2 separate regions of the Homo sapiens genome follow, and region 2 is linked to region 1. A link is a loop called in an ENCODE intact Hi-C map of the cell type or tissue named here. Cell type or tissue: CD4-positive, alpha-beta T cell. All regions are shown on one strand. Links, peaks and the distances in the headings refer to the core of each region. The heading gives the core; the rest is flanking DNA. Region 1 holds the start of GNRH2 (gonadotropin releasing hormone 2). Region 2 overlaps ITPA (inosine triphosphatase).

The links. Peaks named below come from ENCODE experiments on the same cell type or tissue, not always from the same donor. Only the 100,000 strongest peaks of a DNase experiment are listed, where the experiment ranks them.
Region 2: a loop joins it to region 1, with 2.9 times the contacts of the local background. A loop is called at or near these places in 5 of 110 quality-filtered maps.

What each region holds. Positions count from the first base shown.
Region 1 is chr20:3,043,129-3,048,489 of GRCh38, reverse strand. It overlaps GNRH2 (gonadotropin releasing hormone 2), which reads right to left and starts at 4,868. Exons shown (of 4, transcript NM_178331.2): 1 at 4,825-4,868; 2 at 3,922-4,082; 3 at 3,654-3,790; 4 at 2,743-2,804. The coding sequence starts at 4,075. The coding sequence ends at 2,754. MRPS26 (mitochondrial ribosomal protein S26) reads right to left here and starts at 2,438. Exons shown (of 4, transcript NM_030811.4): 1 at 2,210-2,438; 2 at 1,971-2,117; 3 at 1,753-1,876; 4 at 240-755. The coding sequence starts at 2,421. The coding sequence ends at 621. RefSeq lists enhancers at 1,497-1,556, 2,897-2,956 and a silencer at 1,927-2,796. In CD4-positive, alpha-beta T cell, for the core only: no CTCF peak of the experiment used is centred there; DNase peaks (open chromatin) are centred at 2,169, 2,479 and 2,869; H3K4me3 peaks cover 1,971 bases; H3K27ac peaks cover 484 bases.
Region 2 is chr20:3,219,876-3,225,236 of GRCh38, reverse strand. It overlaps ITPA (inosine triphosphatase), which reads right to left. Exons shown (of 8, transcript NM_033453.4): 7 at 3,320-3,396; 8 at 1,377-1,871. The coding sequence ends at 1,775. Among named protein-coding and RNA genes, the nearest start is that of ITPA, 13 kb to the right of the region's middle. In CD4-positive, alpha-beta T cell, for the core only: no CTCF peak of the experiment used is centred there; a DNase peak (open chromatin) is centred at 2,206; H3K27ac peaks cover 307 bases.

The DNA.
Region 1 (5,361 bases), core at 48-5,047:
ATACACCAGACTCTGGCCAGCAAAGCACAGTATAGAGCAGAGGCAGGCGCCTGGCCAATGGTTAGCTTGTGGCTCAGGTCCTGGGTGACACAGGCTAGAGTCCTAAAGCTCCAGATGAGAGATCACTACACTTTTCCTGTAAAAAGTTAAAGATTTTAGTCTTTGGGATTCATATGGTCTCTGTTGCAACTACTCACCTTTGCCACTGTAGTAAAAAGAAGTCAATGAGTGGGTGTGGCTGTGTTCCAACAAAACTTTATTTACAAAAACAGGAAGCAGGCACGTTTGGCCCTCAGACTGTAATCTTCCCATCACTACTCTTAATGATACTCAGATGACCTGGCTGCCTGAGGGGGCTGTGGCCCTGTCTGATTCTCTGTGAGATGGAAACCACTCTAGGGTCTCCTGGTGCGCTGAGGCTGTACACACCGGCAGAACAGGGCACTGCGTTTGGAAGTTTCTGACCAAGTGGTGACAGCAGAGGGCAAAACGTGAAGGCTGTGCTGGATAAGGCTGAACCTTCCTCATAAGCAACACCAACTGCTTTATTCCAGGTCAGGGCCAACTCTTCCGCCATGATACATACATGGTCCCTGGCGGGCACTGTCCTTACTGGGCCCCTAGGAGTCCCTGCGTTGTGGCCTGACCACCAGCCCCTCTCTGGTGATGGCCCAGTTGTAGTTCTTCCGGGAGTCCAATGCTGCTTCCACCCGTGCCTCCAGGTTCTCTCGGGTGATGAAGTTTTTCACCTCTTCCTATCGGGAGAGAAAAGCCCAGCTGAACAGGAGCCTTGGGCACATGCCAGCCAGCCCACCCAGCCTGCTGGCCTCTCACCCCACTGAGAAAGCAGCTCCTGCTCTCCCTGGGGAAGCATGCCTGGAACCCAGGTCCTATTTGAGAGCCCCTCTGGCCTCCCAGTGGAGTGATATCAGGTTGCTTTTCCACGTTCCTCTTTTCTCAGACACTTCAGCCATAGCCCCGAGTGCCAGCTATGAAAATCTCACGTCCTGGTAGGTGAAATCCGTCCCTCAGTGGTCCCCTCTGAATCACTCTAACTCATCCTTCCCCCCATTACTTTATTTATTTATTTATTTATTTATTTTGAGACGGAGTCTCACTGTCGCCCAGGATGGAGTGCAGTGGCGCCATCTCGGCTCACTGCAACCTCTGCCTCCTGGGTTCAAGCGATTCTCATGCCTCAGCCTCCCGAGTAGCTGCGATTACTGGCGCACACCACGCCCGGCTAATTTTTGTATTTTTAGGAGAGACGGGGCTTGGCCAGGCTGGACTCGAACTCCCGACCTCAAGTGATACGCCCGCTTCGGCCTCCCATAGTACTGGGATTACAGGCGTGAACCACCGCTCCCAGCCACCCTTCTATACTTTAAATCAAGCCTCATCCATTCTCACTGCATTACTCCTAAGTGGTCTCCCTGCTTTTAAGTCGCACACCTGCTAATCCTAGCCTGAAATACTTAACCCTTCATGGCTTCATCACCTGTTATGCAAAATACAACCTCTTTGTGGAACGCAGGGTCCCTCCCACAGACCTGCTAGGTACCTGAACACTGTCCAATTACTCCGCTCACCTCCGGGTCTTTGCGCCTGACTGGCACTCTCCTCTCCAAATCCGGACCTGCCAACTGTAAGTCTCTGCACATAGCCAGCGCCCGCGTCGCGGTGCCCAGAATTCCCAGTGCCCCGCAAGCCGCGTCCCCGGCTGGAGTCCCACCCTCCGGAGACGTTGCCCACCTGCAGCTGCAGCACTTCCCGCTCCTTGCGCTGCGCCCAGGCCTGCACCTCTTCGGCCTTGCGGGCCTGCTCCAACGCCTGCCGCTGCTCCTGCTCCCGCTCCTCCTGCCGCAGCCTCGCTATCCTGTGAGGGTCAAAGGGCCGAGGCTGAGCGGGGCCCGGGCTTCTCCCAGGCCGGCCAGGCCGCGCCGCCCCGCCCCGCCTCCCGCCCCACGCACCGCAGCTCGTGCAGCCGCCGGTTCTCCGCCTGGTTCCAGGCCATCAGCTCGCGGTGCTCGGCGGCGTCCTTCAGGGCCTTGCGCTCCGCCAGAACCCCGGCTCGGGCCTCGTGCACCTTCCTCTGCACCTCGGACACGAACTCCATCCTGGGTGCAGACGCGCCAGGAATCAGCACCCTCTCCGCCCACTCCCACCGTCACCAGCGCGCGCGGGCGGCCACCTCCCCCCGGCCGCACACCTGAGGGCGCGCACGGTCTGGCGGTAGTGCTGGTAACGCTCCATCAGCACGAAGAACTCCGCAGGGTCCACCGCGGGCGGCATGTTCACTCGCTCGATCTTGGATTTGGCCAGCGGGTCGTGGCGGGTCTTGCGGCCGCGCGCTGGCAGCACCAGAGGGGCCCGGGGCCTGCACGGGGTCCCCGCGCCCAGGCGGCTCAGCGCGCGTAGCATGGCCGAGTCTCCTCACTGCGGCCGCGGTGCCGGGACGCCACCGTGCCCCGGAAGCGGCGCGGGGAACCTTGGGACCTGTAGTCCTCGGGCTGTCCCTCACGCCCCGCCCGGCCGTGTGGCCTCTGGAACCGAAGCGGCGACCCTGCGGACGTCCGCATCCCGCCCCCAGGCTCTGGCCCGGCCTTCCCGCCAGGGCCCGGGGCCATCCCTTAGTTACTCCCGCCCGCGGGGCCGGACCCGCGTCCCTCCAGCCCCCACGCAGGGAAGGGTCTCAGCGGGGAAGACAGGGAGGGGACGAAGGACAGAACTCGACGCAACAGCTTCGGAGAACCTCACACTTTATTGGAGGATGGCGGGGCGGGGCGGGGCTCTCGGGCTGCGGTCTGCGGAGGGAGAGGTGGCGGTCATGTCTCAGGACACTGGTCTCGTAACCGCCGAGCTGCCATCTTCCTGGTTCTCTCCCCTCTCGTCCCCCCCAGTCCCCATGTGGCCTCCCACAGCAGGACGCCCCCCGCCTCCCGTAGAAGCCTGAGGATCCAGCTAGTGTGGGGATCTCCAGCTCCCTTGGGCATGCCCTCTTGTCCACCCTAAACAAGCCTGACGCATAGAAACCTCAGCACATACACACAAATCAGGCGGTAAGACATTGCCTCATAGGAACTAACCACTTTCTTCTTTAGTTACCGGGCTCTCCTGATGCACTGTAAATGTTTGATTTGCAAAACAGTAGCAAACCATTTCCCCACGCCTGTCTTCTGCTATGGTCTTGGGGAGCTCTGCAGTCCCTGAGATGTTCCTAGTGCACATGTCAGTCACCACCTGGTCCTCTTGGCCCTGTTGTCTGTTTGAGTGAGGTTGCATCCCTCACCTCTTTCCACTGGCCTGGGGTCTGTCCACCTCAAGACAGTCATTGGCTTGTCAGGATGCCTGTGGGATCCCATGGCCACCACTGTCTTATAGAACAATTATCTCCTTCTAGTCTACTAGTGACTTTGGTCTTTAACCCAAGTGCTTTGTAAATTGTCTAGAATCCTCCTGGGAAATAGGAAGGATAGCAGACAGCACCCTGCTGTGTGCAGTAGGGGCACTGAGAAATGGCTGGGGGTGCTGTGGCAGGGGGCATCTCAGTGGTGTTTCATTCTCCCCACCCTCCCAGCACCCAACCCTAAGCCACAATGGCCTCTGATGACCAGTGGCTGGTCTTGATGCTGGGGACCTCTCACCCTACTCACCAGCAGTGTCCGTGCCAGGTGTCGCTTCCTGTGAAGGGACCACTGGGCCGTGGTCCTGCCCTCCCAGGGCATGCTGTCGTCCAGGGGAGCCAGGGCATCACTTGGGAGGCCATGGGCAGTCTGGACTGGGCTGCCTGCTGCAGTGTCCAGGGCCCTTCCTTAGAAGGGAACTGATGCTGTCCTCCCTACCCCGACCTCAGGCTCCAGGAGGGTGGGGGAGCCCCCGGCCATCACTTTCTTCCTCCCCATGAGGCTGGGAGACACCCACCTGGGGGCCTAAGGGCATTCTGGGGATCCTGGGCTGAGCTGAGGGCTCGCTTTCCTCCAGGGTACCAGCCATGGGACCAGTGCTGAGCCTCTGAGGGTCCAAGGTGGGCAGTCAGCAGCAGCAGGAGCAGGAGGCCTCGCCTGGAGCTGGCCATGGCTGCTCTAATGGACAGGGTACAGCATTCAAGGAGACTTACCTCACCCCCACATCCCCCTACTTCCTCCAGGGCCACTTTGGAAAACTGGCATCTCAGGGGCAGCTTTGGTATCTCCTTATGCCCTTCCCTCTCTGCCACCGCTCCTCATCCCAAGCATACAGGGGTCCAGATCCTGGGGGATCCTGGCCCAGCAGGGGATGATGCTCCAGGGGACGAGCCTTCTCCCTGAGCCTGGGGCACAGAGGCTACCTGCCTTGCCAGCTCTGAGGGCCCTCCCACTTGTCCAGGTCCATCCATCTTTCCTTCAAGGAGTTTCCAGAAGTGGAAGAAAGTTGGAGGGGAACAGAGACCTGAATTCAGGCCAATGGATGGGAGGATAGATGGATGGTCAGGGGAGTTCTCAATGTAGGCGTGTTTGGAGCACCAGTGCTAGGGAACCAGAGTTGCAGGCCTTCTGCCCTTTTCTCCGTGGCCTGCTGTATCTCTTCCATAGTAGTTGGGGATGTGGAATGGATGAGTGGTATTGATGGGGGCAAGTGCTTCTACCCCTTATCCCTCCCATGCCAGGGGCAACAAGCACAAGAATAGATGGTAGAGCTGTTGGGGAGAGGAGAGGAAAAGGGGACTTCTCTGGCATGGTTCAGGGGTGGAGGCACCTGGGAATGGGGAAGAGGAGCAGCACACCATACGCCCAGGATGAAACTTGGTCCAGGTGTCCTAGCCCTTAGGGAAGGCTCCCCACTCACCAAGGAAGAGCTGTGGATGAGATGGCTCCTTCAGGCAGCTGCAGGACCCTAGCCTGATGGCCCCAGGATTTATAGACCAGGCAGCTCCACCCCCAGACTCCAGTGACGTCTTCAGAGGGGAAGAGAGAAGCTCACCACCCAACCCGCTTCCCAGAGCATCCAGTCCATGAACATTCACCAGGCAGCTGCTGCCCTGAGGCCACCGACACATGCTCCCTCCCCACCACCTTCCCAGGAGCCTTCAGGCCCAGGACTCTTGCTTTAGGCTGGCCTATGTCCTGGTCTCACCTTCCCACTTCCCAGGCTGCATCTTCAAGCTCCTGATCTTGAGACCTAGAAAGCCCTCACAGCCTTCCCTGATCCCAAAAGAGAATTGTGTCCTGGGCAGGGGCAATGCCTGGGGGCTCCCCAACTCCCAGCTCAGGGCTTTCCCTGGTGGACAGTGGAAGCCTAAGAGTAGGGAGCCTGGCAGGCTGTTCAGAGGTACAGGGGAGGCTGTGACCACTCTCCCAGAGGGCTTCCGTTTGCTCACTGTAG
Region 2 (5,361 bases), core at 287-5,286, 180 kb before region 1:
GGGTCAAAGACCAAATACACATGTTTTTTTTAATGAGACAGGGTCTCACACTGTTGCCCAGGCTGGAGTGCAGTGGCGCAATCACGGCTCACTGCAGCCTCCATTTCCCTAGGCTCGGGATCCTCCCACCTCGGAATCCTGAGTAGCTGTGTCCACAGGCACGCACCACCATGCCCAGCAAATATTTGTATTTTTGCAGAGACAAGGTTTTGCCATGTTGCACAGGCTGGTTATGAAGTCCTGGGCTCAAGCGATCCTCCCACCTTGGCCTTCCAAAGTGCTGGGATTACAGGTGTGAGCCACCTTGCCTGGAACCAGATATATACTTCACAGTATCACAGGTAGCTAAAGTAAAAAAAATGGCCAGAAAGTGTTGTGTGCACCCAGGACAAAATTCTGGAGGAGCTGAACAGGAAACACAGAGAGGTGCCCTGCCCCAAGCCTATGTACCCACCCCACCCAGGCAGCATGTGATTCTTCTTTGGAGTCCCCCATCAGTAGCCTGGGTGTTCCCTGCACAGGGGGGCTACATCCATGATCAACTGGCAAGGAGCAGGCAGGCCCCCAGCACCCCATGTCTGAGGCCCAGCCAGACATCTCCCACCCACAAGGAGGCTCAGGAGGCTGGGCAGGGACGCAGCACCTCCTGGGGATTTAACCCAGCCGGGGCTTGCAGGCAAGAGGGGAGTGAAGGAATGACACTCTGTCCTCACCCAGGGCCGTCCTGCTGGATGGAGTCACAGGGACGGCAGGGGCCTCTCCAGAGCTGCCTGTGGGCACAGAAGCAAGCCTGGGGGTGCCCCACCAGCCTGAGCCCATCACGCCCCCCTTGAATATCCTTGGGGTTGAGCACTCTGACAACGGAGCCACCTGGAGAGGTCCCTTCCAGGGAATGGCTTCGCCAGGGCACAGAGTAAGGGCGTGTGGCATAAGCAGGGCCTCCCGAGGGGCCTGCAGCCCGCAGGCTGAACTGTGGCGATCACGCCGAGTGGGGTCGAGGACTCCAGCCCCTCCCCACCATAAAAATGAACTGGCCATTGTAATTGTAAACCAACATTTTCGCGGCTCTGATGTGTAACAGCATAAGGCAAAAGCACTGGGCGTGCCACACTACCCAGCCCCCAACCCAGCAAGGCTTCATGGAGGCCCTGGCACTACCTGCGGGTGGGGGGCAGCATGGATCCAGGGTGGAGGTCAGCCCGCAATCCATGCCATTGAATGAGGCAAGAACTCGAGTGGAGACGTAACACTCCAGCTCACAGTGGCATCCGAATGCCTTCCACACGGTGCTGCCCGTGTCCCCATCCCCACCCCCACCCAAAAAACTTCCTGCACCTGCCAAAGGAGACTGAGACAGACACCTGCCTGGGGCAGGGTTCAAAACAGATATAGCTGGTTTATTTTGGAAACAAGTCTCATCCAGAAATGTTATTTACTGCATTTAAAAACCATGGAAGGCGATTTGCATGGTTCCTCCCCACGCCCTCACTCCCACCAAGTACAGCTTTACCACCCAAGGTCCTTTCAGGACCCCAGGCCTGGCGGCTGTAGGAGAGAGCAGTGAATCCTAAGGGCAAGAGAATGGCGTCCACTTGCCAGAGTTTCTCAGAGCAGAGCCAGCTGCTCCTCCAGACAGGCCGGTGAGGCTACTCGACACCCTCACAAAGGGGAAACCCTGAAGGAAGTACTTCAGGGGGTGCCTGCCCGATGCGGGAGGTTTTGGGCTAGCCCTCCCCAGATCCCCGGCCTGAGGGGCCTCCTCCAGCTGCAGAAGTCAAGCTGCCAAACTGCCAAAGTACTCCTGCAGCTCCAGCAGGGCCCGGAAGCGATGGGAGACAGCGTTCTTCTCCGCCTTAGGCATCTCTGCGTACCTGAGGGGTGACAGTAGCAGCTCAGGGAGCCCAGATTCAGGAAGGAAGTGCACCCCCTCCCAACCCTACCTCATCTCATCCCTGGAGACCAAAGCTCACAGACCCCAAGGAAAGGGGAGTGGGGCCCAGCAGCTCCTGGCAGCCAGTGAATTTTTAAAAATCGGATAAAGTTTTCAATTCCCCTGTAGGCAGAAACCCCCATGAATGAGCATGGAGGGGTATTAAACTTGCTCTAGTGTGCCCAAAAGTCATTAAGGGAAGCTGGGGACAGGGGGGGATGAGCTGCATGTTTGATCAGCTTTGTCATCTGTTGACAGGAAGCAGTGGGGCCTGACAGAGCAAACACAGCAGTCTCCTCTCATGCGCTGAGGGCGGGGGAGCACTTGAACAGCTGGCCAGGGGCCCGACCTCCATGCCAGCACCGCAGTGAGGTGAGAATCCCATACCCCGCCCGTGGCCTGCAGACTGCTCTGTGCAAGACGGCGGCCAGTAGCCACTAGCCAGGTGTGGCTATTTAAATGAATTAACGCTGAACAGAAATATTCCGTTTCTGGGTCTCACCACACGCAAGTGCTCCACAGCCCCATATGGCTAGTGGCTGGTTCCACAATGTCCTCACCCCTGCTGGGGCTATTGTGGGGCCTCACACTGCGCTCCCTAAGGGCCCCTCCAGCTTGGAAAGCCTGATTCCAACAATGGCCCGTGCCTTGTGTGAACAAGGGGCGATTTGTGCGAACTACAGAGAACAACTGGTACTTGGAGGGCATAAAATAGTGCCCACCAGAGGCTGCAAAAGCCTGGACATTTTCCCAACCTAGATGGGGGTCAGAAAATGATGCCATAAAACTGTCAGATGTGGCCAGGCGCGGTGGCTCACGCCTGTAATCCCAGCACTTTGGGAGGCCGAGGTGGGCGGATCACCTGAGGTCAGTTTGAGACCAGCCTGGCCAACATGGTGAAACCCCGTCTCTAACAAAAATAACAAAAATTAGCTGAGCACGGTGGTGCGTGCCTGTAATCTCAGCTGAGACAGGAGAATTGCTTGAACCTGGGAGGCAGAGGGTGCAGTGAGTTGAGATCACGCCGTTGCACTCCAGCCTGGGCAACAAGAGTGAAACTCCATCTCAAAAAAAAAAAAAAAAAAGTCAGATGTACAGCTTACAAGCCAAGGCCAGAAAGGCGAAACCACTGGCTACACAGCTGATGTGGGGTGACCTGGAGCCTTAGAGCCCAGGACTCTCAGTGCCATCTGGCTGCCTCCCCAACCATGGACTGGGCCACCCAGATTCCTAGTGTCCACCCCAGCAGAGCTGCCTGTGGCTGGAACAGCACCCTGGGAGCCTCCCCTGCCCATATCCGCATGCCTGCACTTGGGCGGGGCACTGGCCCAACCCAAACCATGGCTGTACCAACCCCACACCCCAGGGAAGAAAAGCAGGGCTCCTTACGTCTGCTCATATCCATCAGGCTGAAAGCAGGGGTCCCAGCCAAAGTCCTGGCAGCCTCTGGGTGCCACGATCCGGCCCTGCCACAGGAAAGGGGGGACAGGTGTGTAACTGGGTCCAGAGGACAAGCACGAGGAGGGCAGTGGCCAGTATGAGTTTGGTGAGTCTGTGAATTTGATTTGACCCAACTTACGCAAAATGTAGTTGCAAGGCCCCTACAGCACCTGCAAATGTTTGCTGAATACAATAAAAAGCAGAGCGGGGCAGCTCTTCCCTCACACACAGGGAGGAGGCATGGACCCACAGGACCACCAGCACCTCCGGGGCCACGCGCCCTCGCCAGCCACACCCGGGACAAATTGGGACATCACTGAAGAACAATGAGGCTACTTTGAAAGATAGACAGAAAGAAAGATAGACAGAAAACGTTTTCTCCTAATAGGAAGCTAAGTACCCTGAACTCCGTGGACAAGCCAGATGCCGGCTACTATGACAGCGTTCCTGAAAATACAAGGAAGACTTTAACAATAAGATGAAACACCGCAACAGGAAGCAGGTACCCAACTCCCCACTTCATGAACACATTAGTGAGTACAATACGTACTGGCTGTAGTAGGGAAATTCCACAGTGAAAATGTTAGAAAAAGAACAAATTGTAATCCAGTGACATGAAATGTCATGTTGTTATCAAAGTAAAAAAAAAAAAGAAAGAAAAGAAAAAGAAAATCTGGCCAGGCGCGGTGGCTCATGCCTGTAATCCCAGGACTTTGGGAGGCTGAGGTGGGAAGATCACTTGAGCCCAGGAAATTGAGACCAGCCTGAGCCACGTGGCAAAGGCGAAACCCCATCTCTACAAAAAATACAAAAATTAGCCTAGCCTGGTGGTGTAAGCCTGTAGTCCCAGCTACCTGGTGGGAAGACTGCTTGAGCCCAAGAGGTCGAGGCTGCAGTGAGCTGTGATCCAGTCCGGGCGACAGACAGAGACAAACACTCCAAACAAACAAACAAACACTCCAAAAAACAAACAAAAAAACCCAAAAGATTCTAACTGAAAAAAATACAAGGGACCAGGTGTGGTAGCTCACGCCTGTAATCTCAGCGCTTGGGGAGGCCGAGGAGGGAGGATGGTTTAAACCCAGGAGTTCGAGACCAGTCTGGGCAACACAGTCAGACTCTATCTCTACCAATTTTTTTTTTTTTTTTAATTAGCCAGATGTGGTAGCTCACACCTGAGGTCCTAGCTACTCGGAAGGCTGAGGTGGGAGGATGACTTGAGCCTGAGAGATCAAGGCTGCTATGAACGGTAGTCATGCCACTACACTCCAGCCTGGGTGACAAAGCAAGACCCTGTCTCAAAAACATTTTTTTTTACTCTTTAAAAAATACAACGGAGGTGGTACATGATTGGGATTAGTCACATAGATGCCAAGTAATTTAGACCCAAAGGCAAATTCTGCTTCTGCCGTGAGGAGCTGCGTGACTAAGGCCAGTTACTGAACCTCAACCACGCAACAAATGTTTTTTGCTCACGCCTATAATCCCAGCTACTCGGCAGGCTGAGGCAGGAGAATTGCTTGAACCCAGGAGATGGAGGTTGCACTTTGGGAGAATGAGGCCAGCGGATCACTTAAGGTCGGGAGTTCAAGACCAGCCTGGGCAACATAGTGAAACCCTGTCTCTACCAAAAATACAAAAATTAGCCGGGTGTGGTGGTGCACGCCTGTAGTCCCAGTTACTCTCCAGGGTGGGAGATCACCTGAGCCTGGGAGGTGGAGGCTGTCGTGAGCAGTGATAGGCAGTAGGGGGTGTTGAATACATCTCACGGAAGGAATAAGTTTGGGCAAATAATTAAGGTTTGTTTTTTTTTTTTTTTTTTTGAGACTGGGTCTCACTCCGTCACTCCATGGCTGGAGTGCAGGAGTGCGATCATAGCTCACTGTCCCGTCAAACTCCGAGGCTCAGGTGATCCTCCCACCTCAGCCTCCCAAGTAGCTAGGACTACAGGTGTGCACCACCATGTCCGGCTATTTATTTATTTTTGAGAC